2 separate regions of the Homo sapiens genome follow, and region 1 is linked to region 2. Evidence: chromatin contacts called from ENCODE Hi-C or POLR2A ChIA-PET data. All regions are on one chromosome and are shown on one strand. The core of a region is the stretch at or near the end of the contact, and the rest is flanking DNA. Distances in the headings are between cores, read along the strand shown. Region 1 holds the start of PPP2R1A (protein phosphatase 2 scaffold subunit Aalpha). Region 2 holds the start of ZNF761 (zinc finger protein 761).

What was found. Hi-C counts contacts between places; a loop is a spot of excess contacts on that map. ChIA-PET counts read pairs that join two places held with the same protein, here RNA polymerase II (POLR2A). Pooled maps may share reads with other maps.
Region 1: a pooled map shows a loop between it and region 2 (13-fold over the local background). The contact joins the promoter of PPP2R1A here to the promoter of ZNF761 in region 2. A Hi-C loop is called at or near these places in 1 of 37 single-sample maps with no recorded cell type and 7 of 50 pooled maps. POLR2A ChIA-PET finds 5 or more read pairs at or near these places in 2 of 52 experiments (activated B cell and activated CD4-positive, alpha-beta memory T cell).

What each region holds. Positions count from the first base shown.
Region 1 is chr19:52,187,853-52,191,463 of GRCh38, reverse strand. PPP2R1A (protein phosphatase 2 scaffold subunit Aalpha) reads right to left here and starts at 1,412. Exons shown (of 15, transcript NM_014225.6): 1 at 1,290-1,412. The coding sequence starts at 1,367. RefSeq lists enhancers at 1,197-1,436, 887-1,854, 1,767-1,986, 1,997-2,046, 2,077-2,206 and 1 more.
Region 2 is chr19:53,429,683-53,433,233 of GRCh38, reverse strand. ZNF761 (zinc finger protein 761) reads right to left here and starts at 1,250. Exons shown (of 5, transcript NM_001289951.2): 1 at 1,206-1,250. The region is part of intron 9 of ZNF765-ZNF761 (ZNF765-ZNF761 readthrough); the gene reads right to left. It also overlaps the pseudogene TPM3P9. RefSeq lists a silencer at 1,294-1,373.

The DNA.
Region 1 (3,611 bases), core at 163-2,662, 1.2 Mb after region 2:
TCTTTAATCACCACTCCCAATAATTACAGCTAATATTTATCGAGCCCTTACAACAGGCCTGACACCATTCTACTTTTTATTTGTGTCATAATTCGTTCAGTCCCTCACAAGTCCCTCCAGCAAGACCAGGACTACAATTAGCCCATATTTTATGGAACACAGAGACCCAAAGCGGTGAAGTAATTTGCACAAGGTCACACAGCAGGTGGGAGGTGGACTTGCAGTTCTAACTGTTCTCAATCCCACACCAGCCCGGCTCAGAGCCTTGGGTCACCTCATCCCATAACCAGGAATGTTCATCCGGGCTGGGCGCGGTGGCTCACGCCTGTAATTCCAACACTTTGGGAGGCCGAGGCGGGTGGATCGCTTGAGGTCAAGAGTTCCCGACCAAGCCTGGCCAACATGGTGAAACCCCGTCTCTGCTAAAAATACAAAAATTAGTCGGGCGTGGTGGCTCGCGCCGGTAATCGCAGCTAATTAGGGAGCTGAGGGGCGAGGATGGTTTGAACCCGGTATGCAGAGGTTGCACTGAGCCGAGATCGCGCCACTGCTCCCCAGCCCCAGCCTGGGCGACACAGAGACTGTCTCAAAAAAAAGAAATAAATAAATGTTCATCTGCTTAGCAAATCCCTCAACCCCTATCCTGGTCAATGGGAGGATCCGGGGAGATGGGGAGGCGGGTTTCTACAACCTAATTCGCTCCTAAACTTGGCTAGTCCCCACCTTTGGTGGGGGGGTGTTTTTGCGTCCCCGTCCTCTTAGGACACCTAAACCAAAATGAGAGGCGGAGGAAGAGCAGGAATTAGGATGGCAGGCCTTCGCCTCTCGGTCCCCACTTGGCCCAGCAGTCGAAACCCAGAAAACAAAAAAACCTTCCCAGGTCCCGACCCACCCGGCGGCCCTCCCCTACTTGGAGCAAGTCATGCGCGCCCCACATCCCCAAGAGGCCATTCAGAGGCCGCCGCCAATCACGGAGTCCTCCTCTCTCCCAGACCCAGTCCGCAGACCCCAGCCCTGGCCACAACCTCCCAGGACCGCGGACCGCCGCGCGCACAGGGCAGGCCCGGGACCCTCGAGGCTAGCGCTGGCCCCCGCCCTCCACTGGGCCGACACCCAATCGGGAGCGCCGTCTCAAGGAGTCCGGGCAACCGGGGAGATAAGAGACGCACGCTGATTGGCCGTCGCCCCCTTCCGCCACTCCCAGCGAACGCTGAGTCTTCTCCGCGAGGGCCGCCCGTGCCCCCAGGTACCCCTCCGCGTCTTCCCCAAGTCCCCCGTAGCCTCCGGACCTGAACGTCCTCATTGCGGAGTTCGTCTATGAGCACCGCGATGGGGTACAGCGAGTCGTCGCCGTCGGCCGCCGCCATCTTGGCTCCGTCCCTTTCCTGTCAGACTGCGGCCAGCGCTGTGCTGAAACGTGGGGGGGGCAATGCTGGGAGAAGAAGGAAGGGCGGGCGTGGGGGCGCCCGAGCCAGTTTACAGGGGCTGCTCCACGGCCATTGGCCGCGCTACCCAGGGCTAAGCTCGCGTTTCTTTGGTCCGGACTTGTGAAGTCCCGCCCACTTCCGATTTGCCATTGGTCGAGTGAACAAGATTTGACTAGTTTGAGCCTAGGAGAGGGGGAAGAAAGCGGAAGTTAGCCGTGTCCTAGCGACCAAGATTGTACCCGCCCTGGTCGCTGCTAACAACGACCGAGACGAGCAGTAGTTTCTAGCCAATGAGGGGCGACATGGGGAGGAGGCTAAGCCTGCCCTTTCTTGAGTCCCCGGGAAGGCTTCTGCGCGTGCGTCGGTGGTAATACGTGACGTCCTGTGGGGAGCTGGAGGGTGTGCAGGTTTTGGGTTACCAGGCCGTGGTTCCGCTGGCTGGCTGGCTGGCTCTCCGCGCCGTTGCGCGGCAGGAGGAGGGAGTGAGACTTTGATTTGTGCTTGATTTATGCCAAGGCCCAGAGAAGGGAGCGACTTGCCCTTCTCTCTTTTTTCTTTTTCTTTCTTTTTTTTTTTTTTTTTTTTTTACTTTTTTAAAGACAGGGTCTCGCTCTGTTGCCCAGACTGTAGTGCAGTGGCAGGATCTTGGCTCACTGCCGCCTGGACCTCCCCGAGCTCAAATGATCCTCTCGCCTCAGCCTGCAGAAATAGCTGGGACTATCGGCGCGCGCCGCTAGGCCCGGCCAATTTTTAAAAAAATGTTTGTGGAGACCGAGTCTCACTGTGTTGAGCTCAGTTGCCTTGCTGTTTGGATGAAACCCAAGCCCCTCGGGCTGGTATTCAATACCCTGTCTAGGCGCGTCTCCCATCTGTTTTTTACCTTTTATCTGATGTCCTGGAGAATTACAGCTGCCTGAGCACTTCTTGCGTTTTCATGCCAGCAAGCCTCCTTGCCCAAGCTGTGCGTTCTGCTAGGGGTGCCTTTCATATTCACTTCTGAGATCTCTGCATAAATGCCTCCCCTTTACTCCCTTTCCTCTCTGTCTTCAGGCTCTGTTCTCTAGGCTTCCAGAGCCACAGAACCCCTCTCTCTGTCTCTCCAGTCCCATCTATCTCTCTGTCTCTCCAATCCCATCTCTCTCTCTCTCTCTCTCCAATCCAATCTCTCTCTCTGTCTCTCAATCCCAGAGCCTGGGCTGTGACTATGTATTCGAATTTGTTTCCTCCATAGAGTGGGAGCAGGATTGGATCTGACTAATCTCTGTTTTTAACCTCTTCAACACAGCCCTACCCCCCCACCGCAATCTTAGGACCACTCTAACTGAGGGAGTTGAATGGGGATGGGAAGGCCTGGGATGCTCTTTCCTCCTTTATTCTGCTACTTGAAGGGCTAGGCTGAGCTAGCACTCTGACAGATCTGAATACCCACAGCATCTATTTCTTTTTTCTTCTTTTTCTTTTTCTTTTTTTTTTTTTGAGACGGAGTCTCGCTCTGTTGCCCAGGCTAGAATGCAGGGGCCCGATCTCGGCATACTACAGCCTCTGTCTCCTGGGTTCAAACAATTATCCTGTCTCAGCCTCCAGAGTACCTGGGATTACAGGCGCCTACCACAACGCCCGGTTAATTTTTGTATTTTTAGTAGAGACGGGGTTTCACCACTTTGGGCCAGGCTGGTCTCAAACTCCTGACCTCAGGGTGATCTGCCTGCCTTGGCTTCCCAAAGTGCTGGGATTACAGGTGTGAGCCACCGCACCCGGCCTTTTTTTTGAGGCGGAGTTTCGCTCTTGTTGCCCCGGCTGAAGTGCAGTGGCTCAATCTCTGCTCACTGCAACCTCCACCTCTCGGGTTCAAGCGATTCTTCTGCCTCAGCCTCCGGAGTAGCTGGAATTTACAGGCATGAGCCACCACGCCCGGCTAATTTTGTATTTTTAGTAGAGACGGGGTTTCACCGTGTTGGCTGTCTTTGGTCTCGAACTCCTGACCTCAGGTGATCCGCCCACTTGGACTTCCCAGAGCGCTGGGATTACAGGTGTGAGCCACCGTGCCCGGCCCAGCATCTATTTCAAATACCCTTACCCACTGCAGTTAGGAAACTGCTGCTCATAAAAGTGGGGATGGGGTTGAATATTTCAGTCCCAGCCCTCCCTATTCCCAGGACTCCTCTCAGCCCCAAGGTCTCTGAG
Region 2 (3,551 bases), core at 1-2,500:
AAACCCCACTCCGTCTTTGTTGAAATGCTCAGCTTTTTAGATGTAAATCCACTGAGCCGGTGCGTATCTTAAATAAACATCCTTTTGTCTCCCCCATATCAGTCTGTCTAGTCCTCAGTTTCCCGCAACACCATCTCTGCGCCTCCTTTGCTCTCCCCGTTAAATTCTCTCTTCCCTGTTATACCCCCCTGTCCCCACTCTCTAGCACCCCAGATCCCCAGGTGTCCTCCCTGCTGTGCTTCTCCCTCTGTTCTCCTTGCCACCAGCACCACTCTGCTCTGTCTGCCCTGGCTCCAAATCCCTCCTCCTCTCCCTCACCCTGATGAGCCTCCCTCTTTGCTGTCCCTCTCCCTACCTTGCTGTCCTTCATCTCTCTGTACATCCAGCTTTTCTCTACATTTCTGCACTTGCTTTTCTCCTCCTGCTTTCTTATCGTTTTCTTTTCACTTTTGCTGTCTCTTGGCAAATCCCTCACCCATCCTCTACTTTGCCATCTGTTATAGGTCTTTCTCATTCTTCTTTTCTGTCTCAGGTTTTCCACTGCTCTCTGTCCGTCTCCTGATCCCTTTGGCCCACACAGTCACAGGAGGGTTTGGAGTAAGACGCCTGCATCCCGGGGGAGCGCATTTTCCAGGGGCTGGAGCTGGGCAGGCAGTAACACCCCGCGTCACAGGACAGGCCCCGGGCACCTCCCCAACGCGGGCTCAGGGGAAGCGGTGATTGTGGAGGCGAAACCCGTGGAGCAGCAGGGCCCGGCACAAGGAGGGAGGTGAAGGGGCGACAGCACCTTAAGGCAAGGGTGGGGTCTGCAGGATCCTAGGACCAGGCAGAGGACGCGGCCTTTCCGGGACTGGGGCAGCGGCGCTGGGCTCCAGGGGCCGACAAAGGCGAGAATCCACCTCTCAGGTGAGGACTTTAAAAAGCGCGGGGCGGGAGGAGTCAGAAAAAGGTTTACAGCAGGAAAACTACAGGTTAGAAAGTGTATACATTGCCCTGTAGCAGAAACACCCGGGACGGGACCAGCCTCAGGGGGACCTTAAACCCAAAAGGAACCGACCCACGGCCTCTCACGAGGTCGTCTCAATTTGCTCTGAGTGAAGGAAGACGGCTGAGAATTTCCAGGTTTGTGGGGATCCCAAGTCCCAGGTACAGAAGCGCCAGGAACCTGGAAGAGCAGACTTAATACAAGACAGGGCGAAACTCACGCGCCGCGGTGGCACCGTCACTCCACGCTATCCGCTTCCTGGTCTGCACGAATCTGCGCGCGCAGAGCAGAAGCCAGGCCTGGGCGGGACCCGCAAGGAGGTGGGCGGGGCCTGGACGAGGCAGGGGCGGGGCGCGAGGCGGAGAGACCTTGCGCTTTAGAGCCGGCAGAGGGCGGGGCCGGGGCGTGACCGGTGCTCCTCTCAGCTTCTCTCCTAGCACCTGTTTTCGGGTGGTGAAGGTGAGACCGCCCAGGAAGGCTGACGCATGGACTCAAAAGCCCTGGAATTGTCTGGAACGGGATACAAACTAGAATGTAAAATGCAAGGCCCTGCCTGGGCGGAACGTACGATTTCATGCTGACGGCCCACAGAACAGAACAGAAATCCTCTCCCTTTCTATTCTCCACTCACTCAGGAGGGAGAGTCCACCCCGTGCTCAGCTGCAGAGACTTCCCTAGGGCCTCCCCCTGGGATGCGGGACGGAATGCTCAGGCCAGCCAGGGGCGACCTGCTGGATAAACACAGCAAGGATTCAGGCGCGGGGGCGGGAGCCTGAGTTCCCAGCTACTCAGGAAGCAGCGGCGAGAGGATCGCTGAGCCTGGGGGTCCAGGCCAGCCTGGGCGACAAAGTAACACCCCTCCCTCAGGACTCCCTCCCTCGTCTCTCTCTCTTTTTTTCTCCATTTTTTAACGTTAAAATAAAATTTTGATTGTGTGAGATAGGGATACATTATTCTTTTCCATGTGGATATCCAGTTAGTTGTCCCAGCACATTTGTAGAAGAGATCTATTACTTTCTTTTATTTATTTACTTATTTCTTTTCTTTTATTTTGAGACAGAGCATTTCTCTGTCGCCCAGGCTGGAGTGCAGTGGCAGGAACTGGGCTCACTGCAGCCTCTGCCTCCTGGGTTCAAGCGATTCCCCTGCCTCAGCCTCCGGAGTACCTGCCATTACAGGCGCGTGCCACCATGCCCGGCTAATTTTTGTATTTTTGTAGGTGGGTTCCCCATGTTGGCCAGCTGGTCTCAACCTCCTGACTTCAAGTGATCCACCTGCCTCGGCCTCCCAAAGTACTGGGATTACAGGCGTGAGCCACTGTGCCTGGCCCCCCCAAAATACTTTTTACTTCACTGTCTAATTGTTGAGAAAATATAATTGAAAACAAACAAAAAGTCTTTCTCCAAATGAGAAATCATCTCCACGATGATCATAGAGAAAGAAATTAAAACCATTTCATTAATAAATAAGCCTTAGACCAGATTGTGATGCGAAATACAGGCAAACAGCTAAGAGGTTGAAAAAAGAGAAAGAAACTTTACTGTTCTATACAACCCATTAAGGACATGTTTTCAAGATAAACGCTAATCAGTCCTCAGGGAAGAGGACTTGACAACACTCTTGGTCACACATAGTTCATCCTGACTCTACTTGGTAATGGAGGTGACCATCTGTGTCAGCTAATTAGCTTCATTCTGAGGGACGGGGAGTAACACTAACCCATGTCTTTCTGACAAGTGTGAGTTTTACAACATAGCGACAGGTGCCCTCTCTGGTGAGGCTCCTACAGTCTGACAGAAACTGATATCAGCAGTAAATAATAAAATTTAGAATATATGATTAAGCACAGAGTTTATTTGAACACAAAGCATGAGGATAGCCACCTGGAAACATCAACTCCAAATGAATGGGATCAGCGTTCCCTTAGGTTTCACACACACGGAAAGACAGAGAAGCTTTAGAAGAATCACCACATTTTCCATTCAAGACCAGTACATAGGGTGCAGCAAGGTGATTGGTTATGGATTGATATACTTCAAGGAAGGTTACTTTATCACTCAATATAAAGGGACAATGATCCCAGGAGGTCTTATCTCTGGGGCTGCTTAGTCTTTTTAATTATTTACAGGAAAATTCTCTCTCTCTTTTTTTTTTTTTTTGGACGTAGTCTTGCTCTCTCACCCAGGCTGGAGTGCAGAGGCATGATGTCAGCTCACTGCAACCTACACCTCTCAGATTCAAGCAGTTCTCCTGCCTCAGCCTCCCAAGTAGCTGGGATTACAGGCATCCACCACCACATCTGGCTAATGTTTGCATTTTTAGTTGAGACAGGGTTTCACCATGTTAGCCAGGCTGGTCTTGAACTCTTGACCTCCGGTGATCTGCTCACCTCAGCCTCCGAAAATGCTGGAATTACAGGCGTGAGCCACCGTGCCCAGCCTATAAGTGGCTTTTTTACAGCGAATGCTATGCAAAACTTCTCATCAGTCATCATCATATTCAATAGCATTGCTTTTATCATATCACGGAAACCATTATTCTCATTTGGAACAGTCTGCCATCAACC